2 separate regions of the Homo sapiens genome follow, and region 1 is linked to region 2. Evidence: chromatin loops called from intact Hi-C (ENCODE). Cell type or tissue: mammary epithelial cell. All regions are shown on one strand. Links, peaks and the distances in the headings refer to the core of each region. The heading gives the core; the rest is flanking DNA. Region 1 overlaps TPST1 (tyrosylprotein sulfotransferase 1). Region 2 overlaps TPST1 (tyrosylprotein sulfotransferase 1).

Region 1 (12,573 bases), core at 6,421-8,920, 100 kb after region 2:
AGAAATCCAAACGTCTGACTAGAATAACAATGAAAGGAGCCTCTGTGAGCCAGAGAGATGTGGGGAATCCAGGAAAAGATGAGCCAGAGAAAGGGTTTCCCGTAATTTTGCACATGAACCAGCACAACTTCTAGCTCACACATAAGAGAGATTCAGGGAAGCACAGCAAAGGCTCTGAGAATAAATTAAAATATAAACTGTTGCCAAAGCTCCAAACTAACTAATAAATGGTCTGTGGATAGGAAAGACCCAAAGTAGCATAGCACAGTCTTTGAACTGATACTGGAAATACTATTCACAGGTGAGAAAACTTGTGGTTTAGAACCTAACCAGCCTGACAGTCTACCAAAACAAAAATAAAATCAGCATTCTTCCAAGGATTTTAACAGGACTTAGAAACACAAAATATAACTCCAAAATTACTCAAATGAGAGCATCAGGAAAATGTGATCCAAAATTGAGGGAAAAGACAATCAAAAGTAATTTGTAAGGGAAGCATAACTATATTAAAAAAAAACAGACATAGAGAGTAAGAAAAGGGAAAATTACAGGTCAGTGTCACTCATGAAATAGATATAAAAATCCTAAGCCAAAAATTAGCATACCAAAGCCAAAAACAAAGCTCAGATGATAAATCATTACCAAGTTGGGTTTTTTCCAGAAATTCAAAGTTAAATAAATATTAGAAAATCTATTAATGTAGCTTATTATATTTGTAGCTTATGATTAAGGAAAGTCAGATGACTCCTTCAATTTGACAAAATACAACCTTTGTGGTGGGCTACTTGGAAAATGGTTCCCAGTAATTCTGTCATACAAAGGGCTCTTTAAAGAAATTAAGGGTGTGCCTAATAGGTCCTCGCGACTCAACAACAGGGGCTCTAGGAAACTTAAGAACATTGTCCCTCAGCCATCTGAGAAAGATCACAAAGTAAAGAAGGGTGTACCTTAGATTCGTGGGTGTGACTATTACCCAATGGAATGAACACCAGTGAGTTTCACAAAGGACTGACAAAGTTTTTGAGAAAATTATATCAGCAGCAACACTGCCAGGCTGGACCAAAAAAACCCAGAAATAGTATAACACGAAAAGAGGTCACTAGACTCCCAAAATTCTACTGGCAGGAAGCAGACTAATAAAAAACTACACAGCTGCTAACACATGCTACCTTTCATGAAAAAGGAAGAATAACTCAGAGGTGGAATCAAGGAACTTCTAACATCCTGGCTGGATTTCAGAATTGATATGGACTAGTAACACTTCTGTGCCTCCTATTTTCCCTCCTTTAAACAGGAATGTCTATTATCCCATGCCTGTTCCACCCTTGTATACTGGATATAGGGAAGGGAGGATAACTTGTATCTTTAATGTCACATTTCTACAGACTGAATGGAACTGTACACAAGGAACTGTATTTTAAAAACTTTGGCCAGGTGCAGTGGCTCACACCTGTAATCCTAGCACTTTGGGGGGCTGAGCCCAGGAGTTTGAAACCAGCCTGGGCAACATAGCGAAACCCTATCTCCACTAAAAATAAAAAAATTAGCCAGGTGTGGTGGCACACAACTGTAATCCCAGCTACTCAGGAGGCTGGGGCAGGAGGATCACTTGAACCCAGGAGGTTGAGACTGCAGTGAGCCATGACTGCGCCACTGCACTCCAGCCTAGGCAACAGAGTGAGATGCTGTCTCAAGAAAAAAAAGAAACTTCACCCATAAGCCTCACTCACAACTGGACCTGATTTAGATGACAAGATTCTGGACTTTGAGCTGATGCTGTAACAGAATGAGACTTTTGGAGACCTGGAGGAAGGGGCAAATTAAGAGGGCCATATGCAAGAGACATGAGTCATTGGGGGCCACAGGGCAGGCTGGAAGGCTGCTTCTAAAATAGCACCTGATGGTTCCCAACTCCTGATATTCCTACCTTCGTGTAATCCCGTCTACTTGATTTTAGCTGGGCCTAGGAATTTGATTCTCATGAATATGGCAAAAGTGATAGGATGTCACTTCTGAGATAAGGCTGGAAAAGATGTAACTTCCATCTTCTTTACTTTCTCTGGCTCTTCTTGTTTGCCTGCTGCCATGTTAAGTAGCCATATACAGAAACACACAGCAAGAAACTAAGGCCCTCCACCTAAGACAGAGAAGGAACTGAATCTTGCCAAATACCACATGAACTAGGAAATCATTCCTTCCCCAGTCGAGCCCTGATGCAGCCTTGTGAGGGACTCTGAAGCAGAAGATCCAGCTATGCTGTGTCCATATTCCTGACACACAGAAACTTTTATGTTTGTTGTTTTCAGCCACTAAATTCTGGGGTAACTTACTACACAGCAATGGAAAATGAATACAATATCCATTAACTTTGAAAACTCTTAGTGAACTAGAAATAGAAGAGAAATTCTTTAACTTGATAAAAGATATCAACAAAGAGAAAGAAAACTAACAGCATATACCAATAATGTACATTAAAATAAATACAACAAAATTCATTAAACATATTCCCTTTAGAGTGAACTCTGTTCTGGGAAAAAATAAATAAATCATTTTCCTCCATTTCCTACACAAAGGATATTTAGGAGTAACTAAACAGTTGGTATAAGCACAGTCTTCTTTATAGAAAAATATCATTAATGAATACAGAAGGAAATTTTAAATTAGACTACCACCATTTGGCCAGACTTAATAAAATAGTAGGTCTGGGCAATGATTCATCAATGATCACTAAAACCATTAGGTAGAAGACTAAAAAAAACTGTACTGCTTCATGAATCACATTCTTACTTAAATCTAGTTGGTTTTTTTTTTAAGCAGAAGAGAATTTGACAGTACTAAAAGTACAATGACCACTAAGTACAGTTTGGTGCCAGAGCCTTGATTTGTGCTAAGGCATCCACAATTTTCAACTCTTTTGCACTATCAGCACAAATGTCAACAGAATGAAAATTCAAATAACATCTTAGTACCATTGTGAAAATAGTTTTAGCCTTGGAGATCTTCTGGGAGGGTCTGAAGGATTTTTTGGGTATTCTGAAACCATAATTTGGGAACCTCTACTTTAGTGACACACAGAGAAGTATTTACAGATGGAATGATGTGATATCTTGTATTTGTTTTAAAATAATTCAGCAGAAGTTGGGGGAAGGAAAGGAGTTAAATACTGGCCTACAATAGTTAACTGTTGGTATTGGGAATTCTGTTTACCAATTTATTTTTGTGTTTGGAATTCTGCATAATAATAAAATATTGTTTAAGGCATTCCCTTTAAAATACAGTTTCTCAACCTTGGCACAGCTGACATTTGGGGCTGAATAAATTCTTTGTTGTAGTAGCTGTCCTATAATTGCAGGATGTTTAGCAACACCCTGGCCTCTTTCTATTTGAGGCCAGCAGTATCACCTCCACTTCCCCAACTGTGATGACCAAAAAGTCTCCAGACATTGCCAAATGTCCCCTAGGGAACAAACTGTCCCCACTTAAAAACAACTTTTTTTTTTTTTTTTTTTTTGAGACGTTGTCTCGCTCTGTCACCCAGGCTGGAGTGCATGGCATGATCTCCGCTCACTGCAAGCTCCGCCTCCTGGGTTCACTCCATTCTCCTGCCTCAGCCTCCCGAGTAGCTGGGACTACAGGCGCCCGCCACCACGCCCGGCTAATTTTTTGTATTTTTAGTAGAGACGGGGTTTCACCATGTTAGCCAGGATGGTCTCGATCTCCTGACCTAGTGATCCACCCGCCTTGGCCTCCCAAAGTGCTGGGATTACAGGCGTGAGCCACCACGCCTGGCAACAACAACTGTTTTAAAATAAGGTTGCTTACTACTATTAGAAGTCCTAGCCTAGGCAAAACCACAAAACATTAGGAAAGCTGCGGGATATAGATATACAAAAGTCATTTACAATTATATACACCAGCAACTAAAAGAACATTTAAAAACAATACACATATCTGGCTGGGCATGGTGGCTTGTGCCTATAATCCCAACGCTTTGGGAGGCTGAGGCGAGTGCATCACCTGAGTTCAGTAGTTTGAGACCAGCCTGGAAAACATGGCAAAACCCTGTCTCTACTAAAAATACAAAAATTAGCCAGGCTTGGTGGCTCACACTTGCAATCCCAGCGACTCGGGAGGCTGAGGCAGGAGAATCTCCTGAATCCGGGAGGCGGAGGTTGCAGTGAGCTGAGATCGCACCACTGCACTCTACCCTGGGCAACACAGTGAGACTCCATCCCAAAAGAATAAATGAATAACTTAAATAAATAAAAACAATACACATATTTACATTACCAATGAAAAGAAGGTACTGAATAATAAACTTATCAAATAAAGTACAATACTTTTATGAAGAACATTATAAAATACAATACCATCAAAGGATATTGTAGACGACCTAAATAAAAGGAGAGGCCCACTGTATTATGGATAGAATGGCTTAATATTTTAAGAATGGCAATCCTCCCCCAAATTACCTACAGGTTCAATGTAAATTTAGTCTGATTTTTCATGAAATCAGGCAAGTTGATTTTAAAATATATACGGAGGACCAAAGGGTTTAAAAACAGCCTAGACATTCCTAGAGAAGAACTAAGCAGGGAGATTACCCTATTAGATTCTAAGCCATTTTCTTTCTTTCTTTTTTTTTTTTTTTTTTGAAACAGAGTCTCACTCTGTCAACCAGGCTGGAGTGCAGTGGTACAATCTTGGATCACTGCAACTTCTGCCTCCATTCCCTGGGACTAAAGGTGCCCGCTACCATGCCCAGCTAATTTTTATTTTTTGGTAATGATGGCGTTTCACCGTGTTGGCCAGGCTGGGGTATAACTCCTTACCTCAAGTGATCCGCCCACCTCAGCCTCCCAAAGTGCTGGGATTATAGGCATAAGCCACCGCGCCTGGCTAACTCGAAGACATTTTCTAAAACTGCAGTAATTAAAATAGAGTGGTATATGGCATTAGGATAGACTAAGTGAAGAAGGATTTCTTGACTGGGTGCAGTGGCTCATGCCTGTAATCCCAGCACTTTGGGAGGCCAGGGTGGGCGGATCACAAGGTCAGGAGAGAGAGACCATCCTGGTTAACACGGTGAAATCCCGTCTCTACTAAAAATACAAAAAATTAGCCAGGCATGGTGGCACACGCCTGTAGTCCCAGCTACTCGGGAGAATTGAGGCATGAGAATCGCTTGAACCCAGGAGGCGGAGGTTGCAGTGAGCTGAGATCGTGCCACTGCACTCCAGCGTGGGCAACAGAGTGAGACTCTGTCTCAAAAAAAAAAAAAAAAAAGAAAGCGATCTCACTAAAAGAATAATGCATACATGGAAACCTGATGTTTAACCTAGCTGGTACTGCATGTCATTAGGACAATCCCCTAGGTTTCTGGACTCCCCACAAATGCCAAAATCCACAGATGCCCAAATCTCTCATATAAAATGGCACAGTATTTACATATAACCTACATACATCTTCCCTTATACTTTAAATCATCTCTAGATTACTTATAATACCTAACCTAACGATGCCCACACATCACTTCATTCACGTAGATTCAATGTAGTATTCAGCACATGGCAAGCTCAAGTTGTAATTTTGGGAACTCTGTGGAATTTTTCCCCCCTGAATGTTTTTGACCTGAGGTTAGTTGAATCTATGGATGTGGAACCCATGGATCCAAAGTACTGACTGTATTTCCATAGATGGTTCCGGGAAACTGGTCATCTTTATAGAAAAAATATGAAAATGAATCTGCACCTCACACAAGAAAATAAATTCCATATTGATTAATAAATTCCAGATTAACATGAAAAGAAATTTGTTTTAAGTTTTGGAAAAAACATGGGAAACTATTTTTATGACCTCAGAGTATGGAAGAATTTTTTTACAAAAAATTCTAAAGAAAAAGATTGGTAAATACAAGTTTAAAACTTAAATTCATCAAAAGATTTTTCTTATTTTTCTTAATTCTGTTAAAGTGAGGTCATTGACAAAAAAGATATTAAAAAGGAAGTTAAAAGATAAGCTACTGGCCGGGCACGGTGGCTCACGCCTGTAATCCCAGCACTTTGGGAGGCCGAGGTGGGCGGATCACAAGGTCAGGAGATCGAGATCATCCTGGCTAACACCCCGTCTCTACTAAAAATACAAAAAATTAGCCGGGCATGGTGGTGGGCGCCTGCAGTCCCTGCTACTTGGGAGACTGAGGCAGGAGAATGGTGTGAGCTTGCAGTGGGCAGAGATCGCGCCACTGCACTCCAGCCTGGGCGACAGAGCGAGACTCCGTCTCAAAAAAAAAAAAAAAAGGCTGGGCGCGGTGGCTCAAGCCTGTAATCCCAGCACTTTGGGAGGCCGAGGCGGGTAGATCACGAGGTCAGGAGATCGAGACCATCCTGATTAACACAGTGAAACCCTGTCTCTACTAAAAAATACAAAAAAATAGCCGGGTGTGGTGGCAGGCGCCTGTAGTCCCAGCTACTTGGGAGGCTGAGGCAGGAGAATGGCGTGAACCCGGGAGGCGGAGCTTGCAGTGAGCCGAGATCGCACCACTGCACTCTAGCCTGGGCGACAGAGCGAGACTCCATCTCAAAAAACAAAAAAGAAAAACAAGTGGAATATGCATACTGCTCATAATCCAGCTATTCTAATCCAAAGTGTATATCTTAGAGAAACTCTTGAAGGAAACACCTTCAAAAATGTCCTTAGCTCCAAACTAAAAACAATCCAAATGTTCATCAATAGTAAAAATGTATAAATAATCTATATTATACCAGAGAATAGTATTTTGGCAATTAAAACTGATGATATAGCTATATACCACAACACAGGTAAATCTCAAAAGAAAATGTTAGGCCAGAGAAAAAAAAAAAGAACCTGACCGAAAAAAACACAGACCATGATCCCATTTATATAAAGTTTACCAACAGGCAAACTAAACAAAGAAACAAAGGAAAAAGGGAAAACATGACAATGAAATATCAAAGGTCACCTCCAAGTAGTTTCAGAGATTATTGTTACTGTAATGCCAGCATTCCCAACCTGCCATGTTAGTTTCCTACTAGAGCTATTCAAATCGGGTGCTTACTTTGCTTCATTGAGACAAACATTTCATGACTTCAAGACTACCTTTGCCCTAAACAAGCTTACAGGAGCATGTGTAAGAACATTAACAAAAGCCTGTGGTGCACTTGCTACTAACCTAGGTGTTTCACACTCATTATTTTGGGATGGGGAGAGGGAGGGGAACAGTGCATAAGCGTTCGACAATAAAAATAACATACTAATAAGTACCACTTTGAACAATTTCTATGTGCCAGGTGCTATTCTAAAGGCTTTGTAGTAATTTAATTCTCACAACTCTATAAATACTACTTACCATCATCTGCAATCGGTATTATTATCATCCTTATTATTATAATAATAAAGACAACAGGTAACATTTTCAACCTCTCATTATATACCAGGCACTTGGCTAAGGGCTTTATAGTCATTCTAACTAAATCCTCACGACAACCCTATGGATAGTTATTATTATCATCCTTAATGGATACTATTTCAGTAAGCCTTTATCCACAGTTTCAGGTAGTTCTCTGCAGTCAACTGTGGTCTGAAAACATTAAATGGGAAACTCCAGAAATAAACAACTCATAAGTTTTAAATTGCATGTCATTCTCAGTAGCATGATGAAATCTAACATTGTCTCACTCTGTCTAGACTGGGATGTAAATCATCCCTTTGTTCAACACGTCCATGCAATGTACACTCACTACCCACCATTAGTCACTTAGTAGCCCTCTGTTATCAGATGGACTGTAGCAGTATCGCAGTGCTTACGTTGAAGTAACTCTTGTTTAACTTAATCATGGCCATAAAGCTCAAAAGTAGTAATACTGGCATATTGTTATAATTGTTCTACTTTATAATTAGTTACTGCTGTTAATCTTACTGTGCTTGATTTATAAATTAACCACAGGTATATATGCACAGGAAAAAACATAGTATATATAGGGCTCGGTACCATCAGTGGGGTTTCGGGCATCCACTGGGGTCTTGGAACATATCATCTGCAGATAAGGGGGATCTAACATATTATCATTCCCATTTCCAGGATAAGAAAACTAAAGGAAAGATGAGATAACCAAGACTAGACAAAACCAAATAACTCACTCAAGGTCACATAATCAATAAAGGACAGTGCTAGGATTTGAACCTATGTCTGTCTGACTCTAAAACGTGTGCTTAGCCACTGTCACACTGTTTTAGTTTGTCTTCATAAATGCTGTAAGTATATACAACAAGAGCTAAAAGTATAGATGAAGACAAAGACCTGAGTCCACAGCCTGGCTCTACCATCTTCCAACTGTGGGACGGAGGACAAGCTCCTCAACTTCTGGGAGCCTCAAGTCCCTCATCTATAAAATTAAGATGTTTAAGGCACCTATGGGTGAGTGTGAAAGGGTAAATATAAAAACTAAATGAGATAAGGCACACAGAGAGCTCAGCATACTGCCTGGCACATAACAAATGTTCAGTAGATGTTGGATGGTATCATTACCATCATCACCATCTTCCCTGTTTTATAGATAAGAAAATGGAGACACGGAGAGAGATAGTATTTGATGCAATGTTACAAAACCAGTTAGTGTCAATGAAAGACTTTAAACAAAGTCTAGCCAGCTTCAAAGTATCAACCCTTTTCCATTTGCCAAGTGTCTCATGAAAGCATAGGAAGTACATCCCAGACAGAGGGGGGCCTTGGAGAGATCTTCCTTAGGGAAAGGAAACCTGAACTAAATCTTGAAATACAACCATGAGTTGGTCAGATGAAGAAATGAAGTGAGAGAAAGGTGTTGCAGGCACAGGAAACAACACATTCAAAGGAACTGATTAAATAAATGGTGTGGCAATAATTGTAGCTACAATTATTTCAGTGTGGCTGCAGCCCAGGCTGTAGGGGCAAGAAAGTCTGAGTCCACAAATGAAGCAAACAAAACGTAGCATGATTTTAAGCAGTGGTTCTCAAAGTGAAATCAGGCCAGGAACATTAGCATCACCGGGAAACCTGTTAGAAGCGCAAGTTCTTGGGCCTATCCCAGACCTCCTGAATCAGAAATTTTAGGTCTTTTAAAGGTTCTGTATGTGATTGTGATGAATGGTTGATGTTTGAAAACATGATTTTCAGCAATGAGGAAATGTAAGGATGTTTTCAAAAACAATGAAATAATTCTTCATTAGACAGGTAATTCAGAAAAGGACCAAGGAGGAACCATGAATTCATGTATAATATCTGGATGGGTACCAACCATAATTCCCTTGATGTGCTTGGCTTTTCTTTGACAGTAGTTAATCAATGTAATAGGTTACTCTACTTAAAGATCCAATTTGCCCTACACTTCATCTTGGCAAAATACTCTGAACTAGGCTTACATTTTAAATCTTAAAAAAAAAAAAGAATTTTTTTAAAAAAAACAGGAATCTTCTAAGTTTTATACCTCATTATGGACTGAATGTTTGTGTCCCCCCAAATTCATGTTAAAACCTAATCACCAATGTGACTGTATTAGGAGATGGGAACTTGGGAAGTGTCCTTATTAGTGCACTTACAAAAGAGGCCAGGGAGAGATTCTTCACCTCCTTTACCATGTGAGGACACAAGGTGCCATCTATGAACCAGACAGCAGGCCCTTACTAGATGCTGAATCCATCAGTGCCTGATCTTGGACATCCCAGCCTCCAAAACTGCGAGAAATCAACTTCTGTGTTTGTAAGAACCCAGTTTGTGGTATTTTGTTATAGCAGCCCAAATGGACTAAGACATACCCTAAAATGCCTATTAAAACTAAATGTTTTGAGCCAGGCACGGTGGCTCACGCCTATAATCCCAGCACTTTGGGAGGCCGAGGCAGGCGGATCATGAGGTCAGGAGATCAAGGCCATCCTGGCTAACATGGTGAAACCCCATCTCTATTAAAAACACACACACAAAAAAAAAATTAGCTGGGTGTGGTGGCACGCACCTGCAATCCCAGCTACTCAGGAAGCTGAGGCAGAAGAGTCACTTGAACTCGTGAGGCAGAGGTTGCAGTGAGCCGAGATCATGCCATTGCACTCCAGCCCAGAAGACAGTGCGAGACTCTGTCTCAAAAAAAAAAAAAAAAAACACTAAATGTTTTTATAAACCAATATAATCCCAATTAAAAGTGTATCAGTTTTGTAAATTTTACACATTACAATCAATGTTTTTCTTTTAAAAACAAAATTGTAGTTTTGCAATTCCATGAGCTTCACTTCAGTTTTCTTTGTTAAATCCAACCAAAATTAAATGCTGCCTAAAGGAGGGCCACTTCACTTCCAAGTACATCATCTACCAAGGTTCCGAACAAGATTTCACTTGAAAAAAAGGGTGCTCCACTAATAAGAGAAGTCTGAAGGCAACTGGCTTAAAATTCAATATCTTTAGCTTAAAATATAAGGCCCTCCAAAGCCTGGTCCGCATCATTTCTCTCAAACCTTGTTTCACACTACTTCCTGCCTGGAAATGAACTCTCTAGCAAAAAACACCACATTGTTACTCATCTTTGTTAAGGTGTTCATATTGTAACTTCTCAATGATTATTTCCTGATTTGGTTTTGTTTTACTTATTTTTCAAAAATATATTTTTCAAAAATATATTCACCTATGGGAAACAAACACCATGTTCTAGGTCCAGGTGGGACTAAGCTTAGCTGACTTCCATTATATGGTCAAGAGGGTAGGGTCCATAGGTCAGGCATAACAGGGCGTAGTTGTTCCTTAGGTCCTTTTGAGGCCCTGGGTTGGGCCAGGAGTGAAGCCACAAGGAGTCCTCCATACTACCTCTTCCCTTTGAATTCTGTAAACCACAGTTAGGCACAGGCTTCTCCCAGGAGTAACATTTCTTGGGTGGCTCATTGGCTAAGGAAAAGGAAAGACATTCTGGACAGTCAAGGAAGAACTACAGCGCCTTAACCATGGGTCACCCAGGGAGCACAATATTCCCTAAGTCAAAACTAAATGCGCTTCCCTTTATCTGTTGATCATCTTGGATGGCTGCCACAACAAATAATTATCTGACTAAAATGTCATACCAAGCTTGAGGAAACCCTTCTTTAGGGCTCAGTTTCATGACACATTGCCCAAGATGACCTCTCTGAACACCTCAGACTGGGTTAGGCACCTCTCCTTGGTTTTCCATAGTTCTTTGTTGTTGTTGTTGTTGTTCAGAGTTTTGCTCTGTCACCCAGGCTGGAGTGCAGTGGCACGACCTCAGCTCACTGGAACCTCCACCTCCCAGGTTCAAGTGATTCTCCTGCCTCAGCCTCCCGAGTAGCTGGGTTTACAGGCATGGGCCACCACCCCTGGCTAATTTTTGTATTTTTAGTAGAGATGGGGTTTCACCATGTTGGTCAGGCTGGTCTTGAACTACTGCCCTCAGGTGATCTGCCCACCCCAGCCTCCCAAAGTGCTGGGATTACAGGTGTGAGCCACTGTGCCTGGCCTCTTTTTGTTTGTTTTTAATTATTCACCAATGAAGAAGCAGTGGTGACCATAGTTCTTAACCCTGCATTATATATGAATCTAAGTCTTCTATTAGATCATATGTTCCTTTAAGGCAAAGACCTTTTATCTCAAGGAGCTAACACAGTGTCTGGCACATAGTAGGTGCTCAATAATGTAGCAGAGACTACTATCTGCCTATCCCAATATCCAATTGATTTTTCTTAGTAAAAGGAACCCCAGTTATGGCCAGTGAAAAGCAAGAAGTACTACCTGGAAGCTTCTAAGAAATATCCTCAAAAAATACTAAACGCCATTTGTTTTACACACATCCACCCCTGCTGTGCTGCTTAGAATGTAGATGAAATGACTGGCGCTCCAACTTGGATCCTGGGGATGATGGAGACAAAAGCTGGAAGCAGCCTAAATGCCAGATGACTGCAAAGCTGACAAAGCAGCCCTGGTCTGCCTTCTACATAGTAGTCATTATTTGGAAATCTTTGTTATTTTGGATCTCTACTATTTGTAGAGAAATCTAATCAAACTAATAAATGATCTGATATCCAACTTCTAATTTTTGCTACCAATTGCTATATTCTCCAAGAAAAGTACAAATGTTGCCTTATTAATTCATGTTCTGGTTCTGCTTCTTCTCAATCTTTCCCTGACACACTTTGAAATGCAATGTTTCATCAGCTCTCTGATTTCCTTTCACAGCCCATTTTACTCTGTCACTTGTATCCCTTGTTTATTCAATTCCTCCTCTCCAGCTAAGATGTCTCAGTCACTTCTCTCTTCAATATAGCTTGTAAAAGGAGGCTGGGCATGGCAGCTCACAGCGGTAATCCCAGCACTTTGGGAGGCCATGGCAGGAAGACTGCTTGAGGCCAGGAGTTCGAATCCAGCCTGGGTAACACATAGTGAGACCCTGTCTCCACCAAAAAAAAAAAAAAAAAAAAAAAAAAAAATTAGCCAGGCATGATGGCATGCACCTGTAATCCCAGCTACTAACAGGAAGCTAAGGTGGGAAGATCATTTGAACCCAGGAGTTCAAGGCTGCAGTG
Region 2 (12,573 bases), core at 4,157-6,656:
TTCTTTAAGTGTCCCAGGGGTCAGCACCCTGATTCCTCCTCATGTGAAGAAATGGGTCCTAAGGTTCTTTAAGTGTCCAGGGGTCAGCACCCTGATTCCTCCTCACGTGAAGAAATGGATCCTAAGGTTCTTTAAAGGAAGCTCCAGAGAACACAGATACTGTTATTGAAATGCCAAAGGGACCCAAAAGATAAGAAAGATAGTATCCATCCTAAGGGCTTTGCTGTGTCCCCAGTTCTCCTGAGTCCTCCTCAGCACAGGTTGGCCCCTCCCAACCTCCACACACAAGCCAGGGTGAAATGCTGCAGAGGCAACTGCTGATGCGGTCCATCCTACAACACGCTGGTAAAGAAATGAGGCCTTGTGTGTGTTTGGTGGGGCGGGCAGGGAGATTACCTATGAAGTTTGAAAGCATTTTGTATAAACAAAATTAGCCAAGGCCTGATAACTGCTGTTAAATATGCAGACCCACAGGGCATAAGACTAACATTCAGCATTTGCTCCTCAGCAAAAAGGAAACCTGAATCCTAGAACCTGTCAATATTAGCAGCTTGCTGCCATCTGGGATTTTGACATGACGGACCAGCGTCCATGTGCTTCTTATGTCTATAATCCATCAACGCACCGCAAGTCACATTCAACCTGTTTTCTCACTAGCAAAACAGGAATACTACCAGCTTGCCAGAGTGGTTTGAGAACTGAATACAATTTTATATATAGATGTATATATAATTTAGCGTATCTGTTATATATATATCATCTTATATATATGCAAATAAAATCCTTGGTATTTTATGCCTGGTATGGAGTATGCACAATACATCATTATATAAAGTAAAAATAAAAACATTATATAAAAAAAAAAAACAAAGGTCAGCAAGTAAACTATGAGAAAAAATCACTATCAATATCAGATTTTATTTTTATTTATTTATTTATTTATTTTTGAGACGAAGTCTCGCTCTGTCACCCAGGCTAGAGTGCAGTGCTGCAATCTCGGCTCACTGCAACCTCTCTGCCTCCTGGCTTCAAGCAATTCTCTTCCTTCAGCCTCCCGAGTAGCTGGGACTATAAGTGCCCACCACCACGCCCAGCCAATTTTTTTTTTTTGAGACGAAGTCTCTCTCTTGTCACCCAGGCTGGAGTGCAATGGCACGATTTCGGCTTACTGTAACATCCACCTCTTGGGTTCAAGTGATTCTCCTGCCTCAGCCTCCCAAGTAGCTGGGATTACAGGTCCCTGCCACCACACCCAGCTAATTTTTGTATTTTTAGTAGAGACGAGGTTTCACTATGTTGGCCAGGCTGGTCTCGAACTCCTGACCTTGTGATCTGCCCACCTTGGCCTCCCAAAGTGCTGGGATTACAGGCATGAGCCACCATGCCCAGCCAATATCAGATTTTTTGAAAAGGCTGTTCAAGTTACAACTGATCAAAGGCTTTGCCACATCATTTGGAGCAAAACTGATCTTAAGAAAGTTTGGGTGGATAAGCAGAGACTGAAAGTCTGGGACAAGGGTATGAACTCTGAGCAGCTGCACCTGGAGATCTGGGCTGAGAAACCAGCTTTGCCACTCATGAGCTGGTGTCCCTGGACATGTGCCTGATGAGGGCCACATACTCAGATAGAAAAAGGGCTGAGAAGGCAAGGCTGGCCTTGTCTACAATGTAGCACTTAGTCCAATGAGACAATATAGGTTACTCACATAAGCCATCCATAATACATTAAAACAAGCAAGGGCAAACTTGAAAAACCAACCAAGAAACAAACAAACAAACAAAAATTGCAGTAGGGCAAAAACATCTGCAAGTCCAGCACACGAAGAAAGCCACTGGAGGTGGGGATGGGTGGCTGGGGCCCTGGCTGAACAGGTAACCAGAAGTAAACAGCCACTCTTGAGTTCTGGGTTTCCTTGCCTATGGACTATGGTCCTGACAAACGACCTGCTCCCTCTGGGACCAGCTTCCTTATCAGTAAACAGGGAGTTGGGCTTGATGGCCTCCAGGTCCCTTTCAGCTGAAATATTTCATGGTTCATAATGAAAATAACAATACTATTGTGCGCTTATTATGAGCCAGGCTCTTGGATGATGATTAATTCTCACCACCATGCTCTTGTTAATATTATCCTCATTTCATAGATGAATAAATGAAGACACAGAGAGGTGAAGTAATGTGCTTGCTTCCACACAGAAAGTGAAGAGGCAGGATTCCAACCCTGGCAGACGGACTCCAGAGCTGTGCTCTCCACCTTGGCCACCCAGCCCCCTGCAAGAGCCCGAGTGGGAAACAGAAAGACCTGGCAATGTCCCCCAACCCTCACCTCATGTATGGAAGAGGCTCCTGGTTCTGCTACTCCACTTGCTCAGTCTGTTGAAGGAAAGAAAAGATGTTTTAATGTCCTTGAAGTTGGTCAGCATGAGAAGTGACCGTCCCCACTGAAACATGAGGGGTGGCCCGCAGGCTCTGTTCACTTTCAGATGAACTCAGTGCACTACTGTGGTATGCTCAAGAATCTGACTGGCCTTTCCCCCTGGTTCCTGGGAGGGAAATGCCGAATCCTTGGAATTTCCTGGGTAACAAGAGTGTCTTTGTTATTTCTGATGCCCTTGGATCACATCTGGATTTATGTTATGAGATGATTCAGGATGGGGCTGCTCACCACAAAGACCAACCATGGGATCAGGGGCTGGGGCTTGGAGCCCACGTCAACTCTGGGGAGGGGAGGTTGGCTGGAGATTGAGTTCTAACACATGACCAACGATTTGATCAATCTTGCCTGCATAAATAAACCCCAATAAAAATGCTGGGTGTGGAAGTTCAGTGGCACTTCCCGGTTGGTGAACACATGGGTGTGCCGGGAGGGTGACGTGCCCTGCTTTCATAGGGAGGAGGCACAGAAGCTCTGCATTCAGGACCCTCCTGGGCCCACTTCTATCTTATGGCTGGTCCTGATCTGCATCCTTTATAAAACTGTCATTGTTAAGTACTACACTTTACCGAGTTTTATGAACCATTCTAGCTAATTATTCAATCTGAAGGTTCTATGAGTTTCTGCTGATTTTCATTAGAAGTTAAACTGAAGACCTTATGGGCCCTTTTCTACGTGTGTGTGTCTCTGTGTGCACACTTCTGCATGATTGTTTCTTTTTTTAATAGACAAGGTTTCCCTCTGTAACCCAGGCTGTAGTGCAGTGGCACAATCACAGCTGTCTGGGCTTAACAGATCATCCTGCCTCAGCTTCCCAAGTATGCCACCACGCTCAGCCTTTTTTTTTTTTTTTTTTTTTTTGATGGAGTCTTGCTCTGTCACCCAGGTTGGAATGCAGTGGCGCAATCTCGGTTCACTGCAACCTCTGCCTCCTGAGTTCAAGCAATTCTCCTGCCTCAGCCTCAGGAGCAGCTGGGATTATAGGTGTGTGCCACCACACCCAGCTAATTTTTTTTGGTACTTGTTTTTAGAGATGGAGTTTTGCCATGTTTGCCAGGCTGGTCTTGAACTCCTAATCTCAAGTGATCTGCCCGCCTCAGCCTCCCAAAGTGCTGGGATTACAGGTGGGAGCCACCACGCCTGGCCCTGCCCAGCTAATTTTTTGATAGAGATAGGGTCTTGCTATGTTGTCCAGGCTTTTTGCCCAATTTAAAAAAAAATTCCCTTACGATGATGATCTATATTCCACAGATGAGTTTTTTGTTTGTTTGTTTTTTGTTTTTTTTTTTGAGAGGGAGTCTCGCAATCTTTCCCAGGCTGGAGTGCAGTGGCACGTTCTCAGCTCACTTCAACCTCTGCCTCCTGAGTTCAAGCGATTGTCCTGCCTCACCCTCCCAAGTAGCTGGGATTACAGGTGCCCAACACGCCCAGCTAATTTTTTTTTTTGTATTTTTAGTAGAGATGGGGTTTCACTATGTTGGCCAGGCTGGTCTAAAACTCCTGCCCTCGTGATCCAGCCGCCTTGGCCTCCCAAAGTGCTGGGATTACAGGTGTGAGTCACTGCACTCGGCTCCAGATAAGTCCTTTGTTTCAAATATATTCTCCTACTTAGGCTCACTATTTTACTCTCATGATTTTTATTACATAAACATCCTCAATTATAATGTAGTTCATATTATCTACCTTTAAATTAATAATCAGTACTTTTTAGGGCTTAAGAAATCCTGTCCTCTTATGGTCATAAAGATGGTTCCTCTATTATCTTCTTCGTTTTTATGAGACAGGATTGACTGCCCAGGCTGCAGTGCAGTGGTGTGATCTCGGCTCATTGCAGCTTCAACCTCTGGGGCTCAGGTGATCCTCCCACCTCAGCCTCCCAAGTAGCTGGGACTACAGGCATGCACCACACCCAGCTAATTTTTTGTATTTTTAGTAGAGATGAGGTTTGGCTATGTTTCCCAGGCTGGTTTTGAATGCCTGGACTCAAGCAATCTGCCTGCCTCCCAAAGTGCTGGGATTACAAGCGTGAGCCTCATGCCTGGCTCTTCTATATCCTCTAACAACTTTCATTATTTTGCCTTTCACATTTAGGTGTGCAATCCATTTGGAAATATTTTTAGGTATGTTGTGAAGCAGGAGTGTCCCTTTAGTTTTAGTCTCAAATACCTTTTCTTGACTTCTTCAGATTTGTTATGCAAACCGGCTTTTGGAATTTTTTTTTTTTTTTTTTTTTTTTTTTTTGAGACAGACTCTCGCTCTGTCACCCAGGCTGGGATTACAGGCGCACACCACCAAGTCTTGCTAATTATTTTATATTTTTAGTAGAGACGGGGTGTCACTGTGTTGGCTAAACAGATCTTGAACTCCTGACCTCAGGCAATCCACCCACCTGGGCCTCCCAAAGTGCTGGGATTACAGGCGTGAACCACCGCACCTGGGCGCTTTTGGATTTTATATTCCTTCAAGACAGCCTCTTGGAATATTCTCTGGCTCCAATTTCCACAGCCGGTGTCAGTCTGTTCATGAATCTGCCCAGGTTTCTGGGACATCATGCCCAGCCTGGGCCCAGAGCTCTGTGTCCCCTTGTCTGCACGAGGTGGTCGGATTCTTCTGGATAAATCAGGAGCTCCTTGAGGTCTTTCTTTCCCCCGTGACTCCTGAGGACTTACTCTAATTCCTCACCATAGTAGACACTGGGTAAACAATTGGTGAATAAGTGAATGAATGGATGAATAGTAAATATATGTGAATAAGAATATGCCTTGAAAGTACTTTGAAACACTCAAGTCATATGTATCAATTACTGGCGGCTAAGTGTTTTCAGAAAAGGGTCAGGAAGGAAGAGGCTTCAACTCTGGTGTGAGACATGGCTTCCCTCAGAGAGGGCAGCCCATTTACTCCAGGCTTGCATCAGGCAACTGGACTTCACACAAGTCTCTGAGGTGCTGTTGCTTCACCAACCTCTATCTGGAACGCTTTCAGAAACTGAGTTCAAAACTGAGTCTCCTCTTCCTATTGACAAGCTAATCACTGACAGCAGCAGCCTGGAGGCAACATGCATCATCGCCTTGCTGGAAAGGGAAGTCGGCTGCACTCAGGCCATGAGTGTCCATTTTTTCTGACTTCCATATGGGCATGACAGTGATGCCCAGAGGCAGGATGCCGGGCTCCTCTAGGCATGTCAGCCGTGAGACTCCCTGTTTCTTTCCAACCCAGGAAACAGGATTGGAATGCAAGTCAGTGAGAGAAGACGTTACAGGGAAAACTCTGAATCTGCTTAATTTTTTTTATTTTTGAGACAGGGTCTCACTCTGTCACCCAGGCTGGAGTGCAGTGGCACAATCTAAACTCATGGCAACCTCCACCTCATGGGCTCAAGCGATCCTCCTGCCTCAGCCTCCCAAGTAGCTGGGACCAGAGGCCTCGCCACCATGCCTAGCTAATTTTTTCTTTTTTTGAGGCAGTCTTGTTCTGTCACACAGGCTGTAGTGCAGTGGTGTAATCTTGGCTCAGCAACCTCCACCTCCCGGTTCATGTGATTCTCCCTCAGCCTCCCAAGTAGCTGGGATTACAGGCAAATTCTGCAATACTCGGCTAATTTTTATATTTTCAGTAGAGATGAGGTTTCACCATGTTGGCCATGCTGGTCTTGAACTCCCGACTTCAAGTGATCTGCCAACCTCGGTCTCACAAATTGCTGGGATTACAGGCATGAGCCACCATGCTGGCTTTAATCCTTCAAACTCTCACTGTCCTTCCCAGGGGCCAGTGACTATGTGTATATATAAGTCATCTGGGCTCCAAATGAGAAAAGTCAAAGGGGCAAGGATGTACAGTACACAGAGTAGGAACAGAGAGGGTCGCTGAACATTTTTATTTCAAATTAGGCACTGGAACGCTGGAGCAGCTTTACCCACTGGGCGGCTTGTGCAGGACCTCAAGCAATCAGAATTTGGTTATCAATAAAGTATTTCCCTGGTTTTGGGAGACACTGAGCTCTCTGAAATTAAGACTGTGTTAAATTATTGTTAAAATCAACAAGTCCCAGACGCTGATCTTTCTTCCCCAGCACATATCACTATCCCTTTTCTTCTTTTCTTTTTGGTTTTCTTGTTTCTGTCTTTTTAATTTCATTATCTCTTTAAAAATATTACTTCAATGCAAGAGCCAATCTAGTATACATCAGGAGGAAAAAGCAGACACAGTACCTGTGGTTTTTCTTTAAGAAAGTCAGGTAGTTGGAATTCTCCCTTATAGACCTGGAAAAACAAAGCAGGCGTGAGTTTAAGGCAACAGGTCCAGTCCCCATCATTGCAGGACATGTGCCATGCCTGACCGTGGCCGGGTTTACTGCTCCACTGCTGGTGAGTTTAGAATGAGAAAGAAGCCTGTCAGTTCAAGAGCAGCCAGTGGGCAGCACTGAGGGAAATCCCCATTCACTGTAATTCCCTCCTGCTCTGTGTTTACCGAGTGCTCACAAATGTGGGCTGGCTAGGAGAGGGCTCAGGGTACCCTAAAAACAAAAGCACCCTGACTGCCAAATCCCAATCACTTTAGCTGAGAGAGGAAGCAAGCCCTAGGCAATCTCTCTCAAGCAACCAACACAGAACTCACGCAGTTTAGGAACAAGCTCTTCCTGGTTCCTTTTGAATTCTCCAAGGATACAACCCTGGATTTAATCCAACTTTACTTTTCTCAATTTACCCAGAATTCTCATGGTGATTTGAATTTGAATATTAAGTGATTCTTAAAATGATATAAACCGTAAATCTCATAAAATCTTATAATTAAAAACCTATGCTTTAATATATAAAAATGTTTCTAATACATGCAATAATTAGGAATCTTTATGATAAATTTGTGATAAATACCATTTATTACATTTAAAAGCCCACTGAATATGTAAGAGTAAATCAATAAAAGATATATAAAACCTTAACACAGAAAACTATAAAACACTATTGAGAGAAATTAAAGACCCACATAAACAGACATACCACTTTCAGGGACAGGAAGATTTAATATAATAAAGATAGCCATTCTCCTCAAAGAATTCCCAATCAAAATTCTAGCATGCTTTTTTTTTTTTTTTGGAGGGGAGGGAGTAATTTCAACTTGATTGTAAAAGTTATATGGAAATACACAGGGCCAAGAATAGTCAAGGTAGTTTTAAAAGAATAACAAAGTAGAAGAACTTATTCTACCAGATATCGATACATTACTATTATACAGCTACAATTATCTACATTACATAGCTCTAAACATTAGCTAAGTTAATGATATAGCCATAAGTAAGACAGTAGGGTTTTGGCACAAGGATAGATAAATATATCGATGAAACAGAATGACAGGTCCAGAAACAGCCCCTCAGATGCAGATGCCTGGTTTACGGCAAGGTGGCATTGCAGAACAGTGCAATGAGAAAGAATAAATTAAAAAACGTGATCTACGCATATAATGATACACTATACAGTAACAAAAAAATGAACTCTGCTACATTAGCAACAACACAGATGAATCTCAACATAATGATGAGGAGGTGGGGAGCCAGATTCCAAAGAATAATATACTACATCTTCATTTAAAAAATTTAAAGCTACTAAGTAGGTAAAACAAATCAATGATCTTAGAAATCAGGATACTGTTTGCCCTGGGTAGGAAGGAGGTGGTAGTGATTGAGAGAGAGAAGCTGAGAGAGGCTTCCAGGGTGCTGGTAATTTTCTGTCTTGATATCAGTAGTGATTATGAGCATGTGTTCATTTTGTGAACACATCAGTTATTGATAAATGATTGGTATACTGTATGTGTGATATACTACAACAAAATTCAATAAATGAATTAAGTCAGTGGTTTAATGTTAAAAATTTACTGTTACACATATATCATTTAAGTACAAAGATGTTTATTTCAACACTTTGCAACAGCAAAAAAAAACTTGGGAACAAGTAATGTCAATGAAGAGTGGAAAAGCAATCCACTAGGAAGAAGTTTGATAACCACCGGAATCGCGATTGTAACAAGAAACTAAGGAAAGTTATTGGAAGGACAGTTACTGGATAGTCCTTCAGAGCACAGAAAATCTCAATGCTGAATCCCAGGTCTAAAAACCTAAAGAAGTTTCTCCTTTTACTGATCCACTTATAAATATAGCTGCATTACTTCGGAGGCTCAGAGAATGAACACACTTTTTTTTCCTGCAATGCCTAAAACTTGGTCTATTTTTTTTTTTTGTTCTCCGTTACAGTCTAGGAGACCTAAACTGAAGTAGAGACACAAGGCTTATAGATAAGGTATTTCCGTGGAGGTGCATGGCCCTGGAAAGTGAACAGGGTGCAGGATAACAAAACTGCAGCTGCTAGGAGTGTCTCAAAGCTACCATCATCTCCCCCAGTCAATGGGGGCTGGCTTAGCTGCTCCCTAAAGAATCTACATATAAGAATCATTTGTTCGGCTGGGCGCGGTAGCTCATGCCTGTAATCCCAGCATTTTGGGAGGCGAAGGCGGGCAGATCACCTGAGGTCAGGAGTTCGAGACCAGCCTGGCCAACATGGTGAAACCCCATCTCTACTTAAAATACAAAAAATTAGCTGAGCGTGTTGGCAGGCGCCTGTAATCCCAGCTACTCAGGAGGCTGAGGCAGGTGAATTGCTCAAACCTGGGAGGCGGAGGCTGCAGTGAGCTGATCTCAGCATTGCACTCCAGACTGGGCAACAAGAGCGAAACTCCATCTCGAAAAAAAGAATCATTTGTTCTACCCTGACACCACAGCTTGGATGGGTCCAGCTTGCTGAGGTGGGAAGTGTCTAAGCCCTGGGAGCTGTGTATCATGTTAGCACTTGCTTCCATCTACTTTGCCTGCCTATTGTCTGTGGGTCAAGAAGACACCATGCCCAGTGGAGGGGCTGAAGCTACTAGAATGTTTTATTTGTTTTGGGTTTTTTGTTGTTGTTGTTTTTGTTTTTACCAGATTCTCAAGTGTCTTTCCTTCTCCCTCTATTCAAGAAATGAAGTCCCAGCCCCTACTTTCCAGGCCCCAGGGGCATACACTGCTCAGGCCCACAGTCCACTCTGGTCTGTGCCGTGGCTGCTTTACAGAACCAGTTCAGGTTGGGTCTGCCCCAGTCCCTCTTCTCTTGTCAGTGGGTTGAGGTCTCAAGTGACTTGACTTTGTTGTTGTTGTTGTTGTTGTTTTGAGACGGAGTTTCGCTCTGTCACCCAGGCTGGAGTGCAATGGCGCAATCTTGGCTCACCACAACCTCTGCCTCCCAGGTTCAAGCACTTCTCCTGCCTCAGCTTCCTGAGTAGCTGGGATTACAGGCATGCACCACCACGCCTGGCTACTTTTTTGAATTTTTAATAGAGACAGGGTTTCTCCATGTTGGTCAGGCTGGTCTTGAACTCCTGACCTCAGGTGATCCGCCTGCCTCGGCCTCCCAAAGTGCTGCATTACAGGTGTGAGCCACGGCGCCCAGCCAACTTTTCTTATTTTCACACTCTCTCAGACATTCAGACACTGAATCTCCTCTTTGAGCTAGCCTCTTCTGCTAGAATTTATGCAGAACGTTTAACTCAAGCCCAGGCAGTCATACAGGTGTCAGTGGCAGAGCAAGGCTCAGAGGCCGCACCCCAGGGCTCTTCCATTAAACCACACTCATTGCATCCCACATTGCCTTTAGCAAATCTATGGTGAAATCTTTCTTCCTCTTTTTGGCTTGTTATAAAAAGCATAAGGCATAACAGGAAATATGAGTGGGAACATTCAACACTATAAGTACCTTCCTAGTACTGACAGTTCCAGATAGGTAAGGCTTATATGAAGAAGAAAAAAAAAACCTAGGTATGCGATGTTACTGTAATAAAAAACCAAAAGGGGTCTGGGTAAAATATCAAATAAAGGCTCACGCAAAAATTCAGTGGGCAGCTGTCTGAAGATTTCCTTCTTTTAGTATCCTCCAGGGAACAAATGCCTCAAAAGTTAGGAACTGTAAAACCGACGAAAATAACATTTTCCACTGACAAAGCAATTTCTACACAGTGCAGAAAACTGACCCACTACATTGCCTATACAAACAGCAGAGCTAGAAATGGAATTTCCTTTGGTTAATGTTTCTGGACATCTGAATATTTTCAGGCACTAAAAGATGGAGGATTCTGCTTGACAGCAATGAGCTAGGTATTCAGAAGCCAAATGTTTCTACAAACCCTCCCACCTCAAGCACTGAAGAATAAGACAAAACTAAGCTTCTGATTTGAAGGGCAAATTGGAAATTAAAATAATAAAAAAAATCGCTAAACTTTACTATTTTCTGTGCATCAGGTTGGTATTAAGTAAGTGCCTCCTCATCAATCACACAATCTCCTGAGGAGGTATTATTCTCTTTTAACAGATGAAGCAACTGAGACACAGAGAAATTAAGTAATTCATAGACAGGTAGTGAAATGGGAAGCTTCTGTAGTAGTACTAGATTGGACTTTAATCATTCTAGTTGCTCTGTTTAGACTGTAGTATGGAGTCTATAGCAATAATCCAGAGAAGAGATAATGATGGCTTGGACCAAGGAGATAGAAATAGAGGTGGTAAGAAGGGGAGGATTACAATTTTTTTTTTCTTATTACATCTCGATATCCTAACAGATAGGATGTGGGATGTGAGGGACAAGGAGAATCAAGAATGACTCCAAGGTGTTTTGCCTAAGCAACTACCAACTGGAAACATGGAGTTACCATAGGTTGGTGGGGTTTTTCTTTCAATACTTTAAATATTTCATTCTGTAAGTCTTACAGCAATAAGAAAATAGAAAGAAAGGGCATCCAAACTAGAAAGAAAGAAGTCAAATTATCCTTGTTTATAGATAATATAACCTTATATTTGGAAAAACCAAAAGACTCCACCAAAAAAACTATTAGAACTAATAAATTCAGAAAGTTGAAGAAGACAAAACCAACATACAAAAATCAGTAGCATTTTTATGTGCCAACAGTGAACAATCTGAAAAAGAAGTCAAGAAAGTAATCCCATTTACAATAGCTATGAATAAAATAAAATTCTTCTACTCAGAAATAGAAAAAACAATTCTAAAGTTTACCTGGAACCATGAAAGATCCAGAATAACCAAAGCTATCCTGAGCAAAAAGAATAATACTGGTGGAGTAACATTACCTGAATTCGAATTATACTACAGAGTTATAGTAACCAAAACAGCATGGTACTGGCATAAAAATAGACACACAGATTGATGGAAAAGAACAGATAACCCAGAAACATATCCACACATCTACAGAGAACTCATTACCAACAAATGTGCCAAGAACATACATTGGGGAAAGAACAGTCTCTTCAATAAATGGTGCTGGGAAAACTGGATATCCATATGTAGTAGAATGAAACTAGATACTTGCTGGACATGGTGGCTCACACCTATAATCCCAGCACTTTAGTAAGTCAAGGCCAGTGGATCACTTGAGGCCAGAAGTTTGAGACCAGCCCGGGCAACATGGTGAAACCCCGTCTCTACTCAAAATACAAAAATTAGCCAGGCATGGTGGCATATACCTGAAATCCCAGCTACTCAGGAGGCTGAGGCATTAGAATTACTTGAACCTGGGAGGTGGAGGTTGCAATGAGTTGTGATCACACCACTGTACTCCAGCCTGGGAGACAGAGTGAGACCCTGTCTCAAAAAAAAAAAAAAAAAAAAAAAAAAGAAAAGCAAAGGAAAAAAAGAAGAAAGAAAGAAACTAGACCCCTATCTCTTGCCATATACAAAAATCAAATCAAAATGAATTAAATACTTAAATCTAAAACCTCAAACTATGAAGCTGCTAAAAGAAAACATTTGGAAAACTCTCCAGGACATTGCACTGAGCAAAGATTTCTTGAGTAATACCCCACAAAGACAGGCACCCAAAGCAAAAATGGACAAATGGGATCATGCCAAGTGTAAAAACTTCTATGCAGCAAAGGATACAATCAACAAAGGGAAGTGACAATCCCCCAAATGGAAGAAAATATTTGCAAACTATCCATTTGACAAGAAACTAATAACCAGAATAAAGAGCTCAAACAAGTCAATAAAAAATCGAATAATACAATAAAAAATGGGCAAAAGATCAGAATAGACATTACTACAAAGTAGACATAC

Evidence for each region. Hi-C counts contacts between places; a loop is a spot of excess contacts. Peaks named below come from ENCODE experiments on the same cell type or tissue, not always from the same donor. Only the 100,000 strongest peaks of a DNase experiment are listed, where the experiment ranks them.
Region 1: it touches region 2 in a loop (4-fold over the local background); 1 of 110 quality-filtered maps calls a loop at or near these places.

Annotation. Positions count from the first base shown.
Region 1 is chr7:66,246,084-66,258,656 of GRCh38, reverse strand. The region is part of intron 2 of TPST1 (tyrosylprotein sulfotransferase 1); the gene reads right to left. Among named protein-coding and RNA genes, the nearest start is that of TPST1, 47 kb to the right of the region's middle. In mammary epithelial cell, for the core only: no CTCF peak of the experiment used is centred there; a DNase peak (open chromatin) is centred at 7,706; H3K27ac peaks cover 2,355 bases.
Region 2 is chr7:66,346,622-66,359,194 of GRCh38, reverse strand. It overlaps TPST1 (tyrosylprotein sulfotransferase 1), which reads right to left. Exons shown (of 6, transcript NM_003596.4): 4 at 6,640-6,690; 5 at 2,324-2,370. The coding sequence ends at 2,353. Among named protein-coding and RNA genes, the nearest start is that of LINC00174, 48 kb to the left of the region's middle. RefSeq lists an enhancer at 9,118-9,617. In mammary epithelial cell, for the core only: no CTCF peak of the experiment used is centred there; a DNase peak (open chromatin) is centred at 5,464; H3K27ac peaks cover 2,424 bases.